Regions from separate parts of the Homo sapiens genome. Here region 1 is linked to region 2. The links are chromatin loops, found by intact Hi-C in ENCODE. Cell type or tissue: GM12878. All regions are shown on one strand. Region 1 overlaps DLGAP1 (DLG associated protein 1). Region 2 overlaps DLGAP1 (DLG associated protein 1).

What was found. Peaks named below come from ENCODE experiments on the same cell type or tissue, not always from the same donor. Only the 100,000 strongest peaks of a DNase experiment are listed, where the experiment ranks them.
Region 1: a loop joins it to region 2, with 5 times the contacts of the local background. A loop is called at or near these places in 2 of 110 quality-filtered maps.

What each region holds. Positions count from the first base shown.
Region 1 is chr18:4,315,412-4,323,411 of GRCh38, forward strand. All of the region lies in intron 1 of DLGAP1 (DLG associated protein 1), which reads right to left. Among named protein-coding and RNA genes, the nearest start is that of DLGAP1-AS5, 55 kb to the left of the region's middle. In GM12878, no CTCF peak of the experiment used is centred here; a DNase peak (open chromatin) is centred at 4,800.
Region 2 is chr18:4,388,888-4,396,887 of GRCh38, forward strand. The region is part of intron 1 of DLGAP1 (DLG associated protein 1); the gene reads right to left. Among named protein-coding and RNA genes, the nearest start is that of DLGAP1, 62 kb to the right of the region's middle. In GM12878, no CTCF peak of the experiment used is centred here; DNase peaks (open chromatin) are centred at 3,174 and 6,044; H3K27ac peaks cover 538 bases.

The DNA.
Region 1 (8,000 bases), 73 kb before region 2:
CCTGGCAATTCCCTTTCTCCTGCTAATTAGCTTTTGATTTATATTTTAACCACTCTCAAATTATATTGACTTATATAACTTTCAAAACTCTAAATTACCTCAATTGCTTTCTAGAAGTAGACAAGTAAAAAGTTACAATCTTTTAAGTATTATACATTGAATGCAATTTATTATGCTTATAATTACCAAATTCATTACAATTATCCCTTCTAAATTAGTCTGAAGGTCAATTAATTTTGAAATACAGTGTTTTGCAAACTTAAACTAATGAAAGCTAATTCAGCCCAGGTATCAGATATTTTAAAGACTGGTAAAATTACACAAACTTTTGAAATATACTTCCTAAATATTCAGATTATTTGCCTCTAACATTTGCATGATACATCATAGTAATTTTTTTGACTCTGAAGCAGAAATGAGTGAAAAAGCACAATATTCAGCACATAGTAAGTGCTCAAAAAATACTGATTGAATGAATGGCTGAACTGATGGTTTTCCCATGAGATGGCCTAAGGAGTTCATAGGACGGTTGGGTTTTATCACTATTAAAAATTTATCAAAAACTGTACCACAGGTTCTTGCTATAAACACAAAGAAAAACATAAGGTATAAACACAAACAGAACTAAGAATGAATTTTTTTGTACAATCTGGTTTCATTGCTATCTATGCCTTCTTTAACTACTAGTTGAAAATATGATGGACTAAAAGGGAAACCAGAAGCCTATTTCTTAAGCCCAACTGGATCCATCATAAAATTCTTCCCTAAACCTCTCTCATTAACTTTGAGCTGCTAATGCCTATTGATCCGTGTGTTACATGGCATCGTGTAGGCTGAAAGTAATAATGACAGTAACCGCCTATTAACTGTTTAAACTCTATATTGCATACGAAAACACCACAAGTTCTGGTTGCCATGCACAGCCGTACACTATAGAAAACAAGTGGCTCTACCTCTTACTCTCCATCCTGTAGAAAGTGCTGTCACATGTTTGATGGGGAAGATGGGAATCAGGCAGGGTCGGGTGGCACAGTTGTAGTTAGCAAGCCTGCTTCAATGAAACTGCCACTCTGACACAGTCTTACTCAGAGATATCCCAGAAAACCACGGTCCTCTCCTATGGCTCCACGTGTGCCCTGGAGAGACATGTAAGAGTAGAGGGCACCCCAAGCACAGAAGACAACAATGATGGAGGCCTCTGAGAACAGTGTTGGCCTCTGTACAGTTTCCTGCCACTCTACATTCTCTCTGCATGGTTGCAGCCATATCCTGACTATGTGCAGGGAGGATTTAAGGCCGTCGAACTGAACACTTGACACTTTGTTCTCACACTGTACTGTGCCCCGATGTGATTAAATTAGCAGGATCAATCTCTTCCTGAGTCCGGTTACTGACTGTATGCCACAATTTGGCCACTAGATTTATAATTTTTTCCCATGTCCATATCCCTGCTGAGCTCTCCAGCTTATTTAGGATAGGGACATCAATTTGCGGTTGCCCCCGACCTTGCAGGAATTTAGGGGTTTCGTTGGCTTTTTCTACCAGCAGTCCCTCCTCTGCTTCTGTCCTCCTTCCCTCATGACCTACACCCAGGTCTACTGGTGAGGTCCCTGCTGGAGATACCCTAGACATGAGATACCACCAGCAGAGATGTCACTGGCCTATTTTGAAATCAGGTCAGGTTTTAATATTTCCACGCAAAATGTGAAAATGTAGGGGGGAAAGGAGAGCGCTGGATGCCTTCCTATTTCACATCCATGTTCACAGTCCTACTGATGACCTTAGATTCCTCACTGTATGGTTTTACCACCTGTTGGGACACCTATTCATGTAGGGCCGTCACATCCTTGTTACTGACACATTCACCGGCTTATTTAATTCTTCATCTATTACCATCTTTTTCAAATGATATGTTCTGCTCACTGAGCTGGACTTGTAACATGTTTGCTACGCTAGTACCACCTGACAGGTCATGACATAGAAAAAAATCAGATCCATGATAATTTTAAGGTATCATGACATAGAATTACCTTTGAAATTCTATTCCATGTAGTTTCTTGTACACTGTCACAATAAAGGAGTGTACTTCTTGCTCTATTTTCTGTTTCTGAAGTTAGCAGTGAAAGGATTGAAGGAAACATATGTTTTCCAGGGCTGTACAGTCACTCTTTCATGAATAACTGTTTCACTGAATTCAGATATTAAAAAGTTTGCATACTCCCTATTCACCCAGAAACTTGTTTCTATTTAAGTATCTCTTTTGTTTTCCTCTCGAATCTCAAGTGCAGATACAGGATGGGGAAGAAAGGCATAGAGCTGAAGCATAATTGGAACTTGATCCCCAGGATGATCAAACACAAACCTTAACAGCTATTGCCATTGGGCAGTTATAGAACAACAAGTAAAATATATAAAAAGAGCTAAAAGCTTTCCTTTTCTTTCTCTCTCTTTTTGAGACAGAATCTCACTCTGTCGGCCAGAATGTGAGTGCAGTGGTGTGATCTCGGCTCACTGCAACCTCCGCCTCGTGGGTTCAAACGATTCTCCGGCCTCAGCCTCCTGAGTAGCTGGGATTACAGGCGCGTACCATCACGCCCAGATAATTTTTGTATTTTAAGAAGAGACAGGGTTTCACCATGTTGGCCAGGCCTTCTCAGCCTCTCAAAGTGCTGGGACTACAGGCATGAGCCACCATGCCTGGCCATAAAAGCTTTCCTTTTAAAAGAAATATTTCCCAGCTATGAGAAAGTGATATTAAAAAAGAAAGACATACCATAATACCCAAATATGGCAAATGGCTCAAATACTTCCCAGAAAACTTTTTATTTCCAGCATCACTAAAACATTCCTCTGTGGCTTCACCATTCATAGCTTGAAAGAAAATTCAGTGCATTTCTATTGCTTGACACGGCAAAATTTACAAATACGTATAGAGAATAAGAATTATTAAGATGTGAGCTGTTAAACCATGAAGCTGCCCTGCTTGAAAAACGGTAGGAAATCTGAAAGTTGTAACATGATATAAAAATCAAAGACCAATTCAAGTGCAGGCTGAATCTAGAACAATGCATTAAGCCTTTGCTTACAATGTGGACCTGCTTGGAATTCCTTCTAATGCATGAAAGAACAGATCGGGGCAAGAATTGGTAGGATATACACACAAAGGCTTTTCTGGAGTCGATGCAGGAGTTCCATCTTGAGAAAAAGAAATCAGGGATAGCAAGGTCTCCTTTATTTATTTTTCAGAAAATGTCATTTTCTATTTGCAACTTCATTAAGAATGTGCATCATATGTCACCATATTTCAATAAAAAAACTCAGTGTACTCATCTGTTTAAATAAGGGCATTACACTGAAAATAATCTTTTAGATCCAGGTACTGAAGTTGTCATATGTTTATCATTATTAATATCAAAAACATTTTACAGGGCTTCTGGTTAAGACAATGTAGATGTTTTCATTTAAAGACACAAAATTTCAGTTGGATAGGAGGAATATGTTCAAAAGATCTATTGTACAACAAGGTGACTATGGTTCATAACAATGTATTATATACCTAAATGTTGCTATGAGAATGGATTCTAAAATGTTTTCATAACACAAAAAATTATAACAGTGTGAGGTAACGGATATTTTAATTAGTTTGATTTAGCCATTCCACAATGTATACATATATCAAAGCATCATGTTTCACACCATAAATAAATACAATTGTTATCTGTGAGGTAAAAAATAAATTAGTTTAAAAAGATATATCTATGGCTTTTTTAAAACAAAATTCCTAGCATATACTTGTTTTACTAAGAGCTACCTCTGTGGTAACAGTTTAAAAATTTATAAATGTATCACCTCTGGAACAAAAGAACAGTAACACTATCTTATGTAGCCCTTCATGCTTTGATTTTTAGCGATTATATTGTCCTAAATTATTTTCTTCTGTATATCCTAATTTAAACATTTAGTGGATGTCTAATTATGCTAAACAACATGAGGGCTGAACAAAGGAGTACTCAGTCTAGTTTGGGGACCAAACAAATACAACTAGTATATGAGACAAGCTCCATTAGGGTCATATTAATAATCAGAAGGGGGATCCTGGGAGGAGAAATTAACTTTAATTCTTGAAGATGACTATTGTAGAATGATATAGAAAGGTGGAGACATTTTAAGTGGGTCCAGAAGATTTTCATAAAAATTGACAAGAACAGAGGCAGAGAAGTCGGTTGTTGAAAAGGCTCAAATCTACTTACTGTGCCCAGGATTCAGCATTTCAAGGGACAGTACTAAAGTGAGAATGAAAAACTAGTAAGAGATGAGACTGATTGGCATTTTGTGTCATTAAATCCCCATCTGGCTTAGGCAATAGTCACTGAAAGTTTCTAAACAGGAAAATCACATTTGAATTTTGGGAATAGGACTCAGCAATATTTAGAGGAAATTCCAGCCTCCCTCATTCCTTCATATACACATTTGCCTCTTCTCTCCTCAATTCTGAGGCCTCTCCAACCACTCATTCTGGGGTCTCAGCCCTCCCACTCTGGGAGGGAACCCCATCCATCACTTGTCTCCCCTCCATTCTCCCTCCAACCTTGTCTTTGCTATTATAACCTTCTTGTGAGAATTTAATAATCCAATGTTAATTAAATTTCAGAAGAATGCCATTCAGAAAGGTAATGAGAGCAGAGTAGAAGGTCCTAGGGGCATTTCCCCCTAAACATCATGCTTTGAAAGGAGGCAATTATGAGAAAGACAGAGTGAGATACTGTTTAACTGCTCATTCTCTGTTTCTTCCTCCCACGATTTTCACAGCTGCTTGCGTCATTTTAGCTGGTGGGCTAAGGGAAGTGACCATAACAACTCCAAATATGGAAAAAGATGCCCATTTGATGAGTTCCCTTTTTGTTTCTAGATGCACTCAAGCTGAACAGGTAAATTGGAGTTACTTTTTAAAGTTATTTGAATTAAATATATTTATTTTTTATTAGAGCTCTATAAATGATATATTCTGTCATTGTCTCATGAGTTATAATCTCTTGTTCTCTTTAACACAGCCCCACAGTACACTGTGACTCTCTTCTTAGCCAAAGCAGTAGCAAAACTGAGTGGGAGGCAAATACAGAAAGCCAACAGGCAAGATGTGAAACACGGAACTGTATAATCAATGTGCCTGAGTCCCCTCATTCACTCTCCTGTAAACACAATCAAAAGCTCTGATTTTAATTCACTCTTGCCCTCATGCATAAGGAATTAAAGTTGCCCTTTCCAAGCTTTAAAACATCTGTGGTGGAAACCCTAATTACAATTTTACACACACACACACACACACACACACACACACACACACACACACACAATACCAATGCAAAAAGAAAACCCGTAAGATTAAAAAAGAATACTTCACAATTCTGAGACGTTTAATGAAAATGAAAAATTACCAAAGGCCAATAGTGCCCTAGTATTTATTGTGTATTGTGGAATTTAATAAAGCCTTTCTGGGCACTGATATTAAAATAACCTTCATAACACTTTTAATTCCAGAATTTCAGGATGGAAAAATAGACATTTTTGAGTAAATATCTCTAAGTGCAAATGAAAAATATTTATTAACTTCGTCATCATTTATAAAAGAAAAATATTTTGAAAGTGCTGTTATTAATCCCCTTTTTCTCATCTCTTAGTTTGAGGACTCTGCAGTCTCCTGCAGATAACAAAAACATCATTTTCCATATGCAGACTGAGATGAGAGACTCCTGGATATTGTCAGCACCTAATGTTCACTGTAAATTTATAAATATGTAAGATTAATGCTAACATAAAATGAGTTAGTGGAAATGATTTACACAGAATCAATCTGACTTAGCCATAAAACATTAATTACAAGTATTATGATACAGCATCATTATTATTTCACCTGTTACTAGATTTTATGATCATAGTAAAAGTACTCAATCATTGACAAAGAATGTAACTACAGAAAATCACTCAACAGCTTCAAGTCTGAGCATGAGGGTAGTTTGTCATTTATTCTCTACTACAGTGAAAAACACCAGAGTGGCTTCACATAGTACTGGAAAGTTTATCTCTAGCAACTTCCAACTTAAAAGTAGTCCCCACCCCACAGATCCTATTCACATTAAAATCCAACTATACAGACAGCAATGATTTCCAGAATTCAAGTATCCATGCAGATACTGAAAACAGGCTTTGAACACTCCTAGAAAATTCAGAGCAGACCATCTGAAACAAATACTAAACCAATTCGGTTAAATAATACAAAATAATAAGACTTTAGAAATGGCTACAAGAACTTACTATATTTTATCAGTTAAGACATTTCTTGTTTCTAGGTATTATGTAACAAAATGAGGCAGGAGAAGTAAATTAAGCGTACACCTTGAAACAATTTTTATAAATATTTTCTTTTTGCATGAGGCCAGATGTTGTCTCAAGCAAAAAGAACAAAGCTGGTGGCATCCTACTACCTGACTTCAAAATATATTACAGGCTGGGTGAGGGTGGTTCACGCCTGTAAACTCAGCAGTTTGGGAGGCCTAGGGGGGTGGATCACATGAGGTCTCAGGAGTTCGAGACCAGCCTGGTCAACGTGGTGAAACCCTGTCTCTACTAAAAATACAAAATTTATCCAGGTGTGGTGGGGGGAACCAGTAATCCCAGCTACATGGGAGGCTGAGGCATGAGAATGGCTTGAACCCGGGAGGCTGAGGTTGCAGTGAACCAAGACTATGCCATTGCACTCCAGCCTCGGCAACAGAGCAAGGCTCCATCTCAGAAAAAAAGAAAAAAAAAGAAAGAAAGAAAAAGGGAAAAGCATTACAAAACTATAATAATAAAAACAGCATAGTACTGGCATAAGAAGAGAACCATCAACAAAGGGAGTGGAATAGGAGAGGTCAGAAATAAACTCACACATTTACAGTTAATTGCTTTCCAACAAAGGTGCCAAGAATACATAATGAAAAAAGGTCAGTCTTTTCACTTAATGATGTTGGGAACCCAAGTAGATATCCACATGCAGAAGAATAAAACTGGATTCTTTATCACAAACCATATATAAAAATAAACTAAAATGGATTAAATACTTAAACGTAAGACCTGAAATTGTAGAACTGCTAGAAGAAAACATAGGGGGAAAGCTCCACAACAGTAATCTGGGCAATTATTTTTGGATATCACTCTCTGAAAGTACAAGCAACAAAAATAAAAATAGACAAATAGGATTGTATCAAAGTAAAAAGCTACTGCATAGAGGCCAGACGTGGTGGCTCACGCGTGTAATCCCAGCACTTTGGGAGGCCGAGGCAGGTGGATCACGAGGTCAGGAAATCGAGACCATCCTGGCTAACATGGTGAAACTCCGTCTCTACGAAAAAATACAAAAATTAGCCAGGCGTTTTGGCGGGCGCCTGTAGTCCCAGTTACTCAGGAGGCTGAGACAGGAGACTGGCATGAACCCGGGAGGCGGAGATTGCAGTAAGCTGAGTTTGTGCCACTGCACTCCAGCCTGGGCACAGAAAAAAAAAAAAAAAAAAAAAAAAAGGAAAAAGCTACTGCATGGAGAAGGAAACGAGAGACTGCAGAAACAACTCAGATTGGGAGAAAATATTTGCAAACCACACATCTGATGAAAGGTTTATATCCAGAATACATAAGGAACTTAATAGCAAGAAAACAAATAATCTGATTAAAAAGCGAGCAAAGGATTTGAAGGGACAATTATCAAAAGAAAACATTCCTATAGTAAATAGATATGTGAAGAAATGCTCATCATAACTCTCATCAGGAAGAGGCTAATAAAACTACAGTGAGATATCACCTTATACTTGTAAAAATGGGTCTTATCTAAAAGACAAAAGATAAATTTGAGAAATAACATGAAGAAAAGGAAACCCTTGTACACCATTAGAATAAAAATTAGCACAGCTATTACAGAAACCAGTATGGAGGTTTCTTAAAAGATAAAAATAGAATTAACACATAAT
Region 2 (8,000 bases):
TGGAGCCCTTGTCTACTGTTGACGGGAGTGTAAAATAGTACAGCCACTCTGAAAAAGTTTGGCAGTTCCTCAAAATATTAAAAATTGAGTTGTCATAAGATCCAGCAGTTCCACTTCTGGGTATATGGCCAAAAACATTGAAAGCAATGTCTTGAAGTGACACTTGTACACCTATGTTCATAGTAGCACTATTCACAATAACTAAAAAGTGGAAGCAACACAACTGATCATTGATGGATGAATGGATGAACAAAATATGATATATAGAAACTATGAATTATTATTCATCCTTAAAAAGGAAGGACATTCTAACACATGCTACAACACGGATGAACCTTGAGAACATTATACTAAGTAAAATAAGCCAGTCACAAAAAGATGAATACTTTATGATTCTACTTAAATGAAGTGTCTAGAATAGTCAAATTCACAGCAAGAGAAATAAAGTAGAATGATGGCTGCCAAGGGGTACGGGTAGGGGAAAATGGGGAGTTCTTTAATGGGCATAGAGTTTCAGTTTTGTAAGAGGAAAAATTTCTGAAGACTGATTGCACAAAAATATGAATGTACTTAACACTACTGAACTGTACACTTAAAAATGGCTGACATGGTAAATTTAATGTTCTGTGTAATTTACTACAATGGAAAATTGTATAAAGCAACTGAATGGTGACAGCAAAAACAGATTGACTGTAGAATGATTTTCTATGATTGGTTAAATTAAATGATTTTTATTTTCTTCTTTATCTTCATGGATTATCCAAAATTACTACAATGGGATGTGTACCTTTTATAGTCAAAATAGAAGTTATTCCAATGAACTAGTTCACACTACCCATTATACGCAAATTGATGTACATCTCCAATGTGCTTTCAGAGCAACTGCATTATTCTGTTATATTCTGTGTCACGAGTTTGCTGTTGGCACACAATGACGTCTATTAAGATGCACATCAATTACTATAACCTGCAATTAATAATGCATAGTTTAAATATTACTGGTGAATAGTCTTCATTATTAAATCTAGATGTCTATTTCCTTCATGTTTCTAAGATACTTCTACTTCAAGATTAATTCATTTAATTTAACTGAACATCAGCTACATGTAGGGCACTGTGTTAGTCCCTCCAGTGGCTACAGGGCTAAATGAGGTATGGTTTTTGATCTTAAGAAATACATTCTAATAGTGTATTGTATTGTTCTCCAAAATATTCTCTGCCCTTCCTTATGGAGAGAATATATGTCCCCATACCATGTTGGCCCATAACAAATTGTGTGAAAAAAAAAAAGATGTATTCCTCCCCCTTTTTTCTTAATTAATAAATCTTATGTTTTTATAGCAGTTTTAGGTTCACAGGAAAATTGAAAGGAAAGGACAGAGGTCCCATGCACCCCTGTCCCCACATGTTCACAACACTACTGACATCCCATATCACAGTGGTACACTTGTTGTAATTGATGAACCTCTATTGACACATCATTATCACCCAAAGTCCACAGTTTCTACATCAGGGCTCATTCTCGGTGTTGCACATTCTACGAGCTTTGAAAAATGTATAATGACATGTGTCCACCATTGTAGTATCATATAGAATAGTTCCACTGCCCTAAAAATTCTCTGTGCCCAACCTATTCATCCTTCCATTCCTCCTAACCCCTGGTGACCACAAATCCTTTTACTATCTCCATTGTTCTGACCTTTCTAGAACGTCATACAGTTGGAGTCATACAGTACATAGGCTTTTCAGATTATTTTCTTTCACTTAGTACGGATTTAGTTTCCTTCATGTCTTTTTGTGGCTTGATAGCTGAATAATATTCCACTGTCTGGATGTACCACAGTTTATCCATCCACTGATGGAAGACATCTTGGTTGCCTCCCAGTTTTTGGCAGTTATGAATAAAATTTCTATAAAAATCATAGGCAGTTCTAGAGGCCCCTGGGCAAAGCTTTGAGATCTTTAACACTGTTTTTCACGGTTCCTCCATGTTCTCTTTTGCCTCTGACCTGTAACTGGAAGTGCTCCTCTTGGGCCTGCTCCATCAGCCTGCGCTCATCTTGGAAGAAAGAAGCTTGGTACGGTCAGTAGTACAGAATGGTCATATACCTTAAACACACTGTTACCTGAATTTAACTTAGCCTATCCCGATTGACACATATAATCAAGTCCAGTGTATCCTTTTTATATAAATTTGCTTTAAGCCAGATAAACATAATCTCCCAGAAGAGCTTATCTATGTCACAAAACAGACATATATATTTCCCAAGGAAGATGCTCCTCCTGCAATCACTTTCTCAAATGCAAGCATTTGTTTTTCAACAGCACTGAGCAGGAGGCCTCTGCAACTAGGGAAACTCAACCGGGTCACTTTTCCCACCCTTCCTTCATTTAATAAAAATGGCAGAGTCCAGTTGCGGAAGATGTGCTCAGAAAGTTTGCTTTCTTCATCCTGCTTTTGCCTTTGGCCAGTTTGACCCACGGTGGGGTTTCTTAATTTCTAGCATCTCAATTTCTTGCTTAAGAAATAGTCCTATTTACCTATTTCACCATCCTCTAGTGTTCACTCAGTGGTTATTTCTTTGCTACCTCAAATGCCGAGTAATATTCACCCCAATCCATAGCTGGCTGACACCTATTTTCGGTGATTTCTGTGGTACTGATTGGTGAAGATCCCCTTAGCTTGAAGGAAATTGAAGAAGCGACTACATAGCCCATAACATCCCTTTTGAATTCCAGCTTGCAATTTAAATAACCTGGTCCTTCCTAGAAGCATAAACCTTCAGGATTGCTCAAGTAGAAATACTGACTTTTATTTTGCCTCTTGGTCAGACAGATCTACACCCTTTGTTAAGGTATGCTCCCAGAAACGCATGTTCTTGGGCTAAACATTTACCTCATGGGAGCCTAAGGAGTTTCTGAATGTCTCCAGAACAGTAGTTTACTGTAATGGAGAAGCAGTCCAGCCTCATTCCCTCCACATCTACACATGGCTTTGATACCGTACCCTCTTTATTTGGTCTAAAAATATTTTTAAAGAAAAAAAGTCACACTACAAAGGCGATTGAGGTAGTTGGTTTTTAATCAGTTACTGATTTGTTGTTGTCACTTGTTTTGGTTAGAAACCCTTAAAAGGAGAAATTCAACTGATGGCTCTCTTCTCATGAACCGAAAGTTCAATTTCCCCTGACGAAAGTGGGTCAAGGGAAATGAAACCAGTTTCCTCCTGATTACTAGGTCATAAAAAACGGATTCCAGAGCCAGCAATCGCCACCAGCAACCCAGATGGGTAGCCCAAAGCCTGTTGAGGGGCAGTTGGTAGGCAGCACAGCCTGAGATTCATGGATAGAGACCTCCTGCTCCACATCATTATGGTATGTTAGTGGAGGAGCTGCTCATATCCAGGTGGGACTTCTCTACCTCCCCTTAGGAAGCTGCATGATCTGTTCACTTATTGTTTGATTGGGCCCTTAAAATGTGAGTGAAAATACACCAGAATTTTCCCATGAAAGGTTAACAAAGTTCTAGGGGTCCTCATTATAGACCATTTAATAATGTATTATTTATTCTGAGGCTGTATCCAAGTTTCAGATGCTCCAAGAAAAAAAAGGAATTTGATCTTGTGTCATAACACACTTTAAAAAATGCCTTCTTGAGGACAACTAGTTAAAAGAGAGTGCTGCTAGGTCTCTTCCCTTGGCTGATCCACCTACTCAAAGTTTAAAGGCTCATATAAGACAGGAAGCTTTATAATCTACTAAACTCTGTAATAACTGTACAGTCTACAGTGATTGTAGGCCCATGGATTTAAACATCATTTTATATCCCTAGGCCAAGTCTTACTTCTGAGATCCAGCCTCACATTTCAAACTGTCTGCTTGGCATTTTCTCCTGGGTGTCTCAAAGACGCTGCAAACTTAGAATGAGCAAAATAAAACACTTGAGTCCTGATGCCCAATTGGTCCCAAATCTAGCCTTCTCCTTTTTAGGATATGGCACTCCCGGCCAACCATTCCAACCAGAAATGTAAAAGTCATCTTTGTTCCCACCCTCATGCCTTATACGTAATCCATCAGCAAGTCATGTGTACTGTATTTCCAAGATACATAAGGAATTGATATACATTCTCTGCCATCAACTTGAACTAGACTTTCATCATCTACCACTTACAGCAGCCCTCACGTGGTTGTCAAATTCCTACAGTTGGTTTCTTTCCAGCAAAATAAATGATCTTCTTAAGACATAAATTAGATTTTGTCACTTGCATACTTGAACAATTTTGTTGATTGCCTTAAAATAGAATAAATAAAATAAAACACTTAATATAAAATCCTATCTCCTTACCGCAGCCTATGAAAACTCTGTCTACCAAGACCCGTATTTATTTGCATACCTAGACTCCTCTTCTATCGTACTCCATGCCTCTCTCTCTCACTATGCTTCAGCCACAGCCATCTTTTTGTGTTTCCCCATTTGGTGAACATGCCAGTCTCTTTCCCACGCAAGAGCCTTTTCACACTCTCTGTACTCTACCTGGAATGGACTCTACCTCTAATTTTTCAGATGGTTGATTCTTTGTCACATTTGGGTCCCATGTCAAATGGTACTTTCTTCAAGAGGCATTCCTTGACCAATCTATTTAAAATGGCAACCCCTCCCATTATTCTGGATCTCAACCATAGTTTGTTGATGTAGCTACACCATAATTTGTAATGAAATTTTCATTTGTATTTGTCTGATTGCTTTTGTCTCTCCTGCTGGCACATGAACTCTACATCTGCTTTACTCTTTTACTCACCTGGAGTCTCCCTTATCTAGAACAGCAGTCCCCAACCCTTTCGGCACCAGGGACTGGTTTCATGGAAGACAGTTTTTCCACAGACCGGGGGCAGGGGTGGTTCTGGGATGAAACTGTTCCACCTCAGAACATCAGGCATTAGATTCTCATAAGAAGCGTTCAACCTAGATCCCTCGCATGTGCAGCTCACAACAGGGTTTGCGCTCCTGTGAGAATCTAATGCCGCTGCTGATCTAACAGGAGGCGGGGCTCAGGTGGTAATGCTCACTCACCCATGGCTCATCTCCTTCCTGCTGTGCGGCCAGGTTCCTAACTGGCCAGGGACTGGTACTGTCCATGGCAGAGGGGTTGGGGATCCCTGCTCTAGAACAACTAATACGTAGAAGGTATGTAATAAATATTTATTGAATAAATGAATACAAAAGTAGCTATATGGCTAAACATAATAAGGTGACAAGAAAGTTTCTGCATATGTGAAGACAAAACAGTAAAAGAAGAAAGCCACCGTCAGGATGACTATGAGTTCCATGAGCCTTGAAAAAACGTATTCATTTACTAGATGACACGGATTTCGCTTTTGCTAATAAGTGGGCACAATTCTAATCAGTATCAATTATCAAATGTCTACTGTTCTTTAATCAGGAGGAAACAAGAAGCTATTGAAGGTGTGTGAGATAAGAATTTAAGAATAAATTTCCTTTTGCTTGATTCACTATTTCACTGCCATTTTGAAAGAACTTACTTCAAACTAAGTAATTGTTCAGGTGACAATATTTAAACAATAACATAAAAATCCAGAAAAATGCACATCTACTTGGAAGGATTCCTTTGGAGAAGAATTTGGGGGAAAAAATCCCCAAAATAGAATGCCTCTAATCACTGGGTTTAATCAATTTTTGGAATAATTAGCCTAGTTAATTATTTATGAAAACGTAGGTTTTAAATGAAAACTACAGTTTATTGTTAAAATATATCTTCTTTGTAATACAAATTCCTATGCCAGTGTATCAGATAATTAATTTTAAATAGGTGGGAACAAACCTATTTTCAGAAATCAAGATTTTGATGATCACGGAAATTAGTAAGGTTCTTATGCCAATAGTGATATTTTTAGATCTGTTTTCTCTTAAAGAATTTCATAAATTGCTTTACAGAGTTTCAGTTCTCGTCTATTGAAAATAAGGCATGCTCAGCCTGCACAAGTGAACATGAGACAGCTCAGGAATACCTTCATTCGGCCCTACTGTGCTAAATTAAGCCATTTGGTACTGAAAGTTAGTAGTTACCCAGAAATAAAATCTTGCTCAGAATAGTCAGAAAATGGTGTTTGAACAAAGGAAACAAGTAACAGTCTTTAAAAATTACCCGGACATTTCAATGTTAACTTTCCAGTTTCTGATTTTTCAGACTTTCCTTTGAGTTTTATGCCTAATTTTGAAGTGTTCCAACACAAAACACAAGTTGTAAAAGAAATAGCACATTGCATTGGGAATTCTTTACCTAAGTTCACATTTTCCCCTATTGACATACAAAAGAAAAAGAAAGAGAAAGTAAAATTCCAAATGGGTATTAACTTTTATGTAATATTTTCTTTTTCCTTTTTATATCCCTATTACTATCTCTAAAACATTGGGGAGGTAAGTATCGCTTTTCTCTGGGTCAAAAAAAATCAAGATAAACTTAATCAAAATCAAATAGGGGGTATAAAGTAAAATCAAGATTTTTGCCTTACTTTTAAAATTATTATTTCTAGCATCTACCTCAGTACGAGGGCTCCGCGTATTACCTATAGCCAGAGACTGATGGTTTCCTAACCTGGGAGACCTGCTGGGCATGCAGCTGGTTCTCTGTAAAGATCATTAACATGGTTCTCTGTAAAGATTCATTAACATGGAGGGGTGGAGACGGGTGAAGGAAAGATGAAATGGTGTTTTCTGGTAAAAGTAAATAAACACAATACACATCTTTTGAGAGCCAAATAACATTTTTCCAACCTAATGATTTTTGAATACAAGCGTTTATAACAGAATCTACTTAAGTCCATACCCATTAAATAATAAAACTCCTAATTTGTGAGAGAGAGGGGACATGCTATACAGCCTTGCTGGAATACCAGAAAGATATATAAAAACATTCATAATCAAACGCCCAAGTAATGCTGAATGCGGGAGCTGCAGTTAACATGTTCCTAAACCCCACGATAAAGACAAATTCAACATCACTTACATTCTGACACTAGACCATGGGAAAAGTGACAGAGTCTACCTGAAGAAGACCCAGGGCCTCCTCAACCCAAGAAATATGCACCCTGTAGAATACAAACATATGAAGGAGCATCCACTAACAGATATTCTAACTCCACCGGCTGCGGGCACAGGGAAAGCTAGAGTAATTGGCTGCAGATGTTTGAAAGATACTGTTAGTCTTTTCCAGATGGATTTGCCTCTATGACTTAGTAAGAGCAAATACAAATTTAACATTCAATCCCCAGTCCGAGGAAGAAAAGTGTAAAGAAAGGCAGAGAGCAGCAAATCGATGAAGCTTCCACATCCAAAGGATGTTCAACAAAGACACAAAGACCATGATTCCAAAAGGTTCATTAGCCCCACTTTGTAAAAGAATATGACCACCAGGAAATCCAGCATAGAATTCCACAGCCACTCCAATGACACGGACAGAAGCAACTCTGCAGTAGAAGTGTCCTTCATGATCATGAGGACCCAGAGTTTATCCAAAATAGCAAAATTAAAGAAAGAGATTGGGTTATTCTCACGAATTACGGTTTTCTGCTACTCTGAAGTCCAAGAGATAGGAAGGAAAAAGCCTTTCCCAGGAATCAAAGTACAGGGAAGGTTTCCCGTAGATAAACCATGTGGAGCTGAGTAGTGCTGGGTATTGGCGCTCTCTGAGAGGAAGCCACATGTTCTTCCCTCTCAAGAGCAATTTGGTTGGTTCACTTGGAAAGGTAGAAACTCATGCTAGGGCTTGGGTGACCAAAAGAAGTACAAAAGGAAGAGCAAGAGAGAGAAACCTCCTATATCTTTTTACCACGTGAGCCAGAAGGAGGGATGAGTCTCCCAGACAGATGGAGAGGGTGAGCATGCTGGAGGGTAGTGTCTGTGGTTCACTGAATGAAGAGCCCTTGGCTGGGTTTTGCTGACGGTTTCCCAAACCCATATTGCATAATGTGCACAAATTTGCT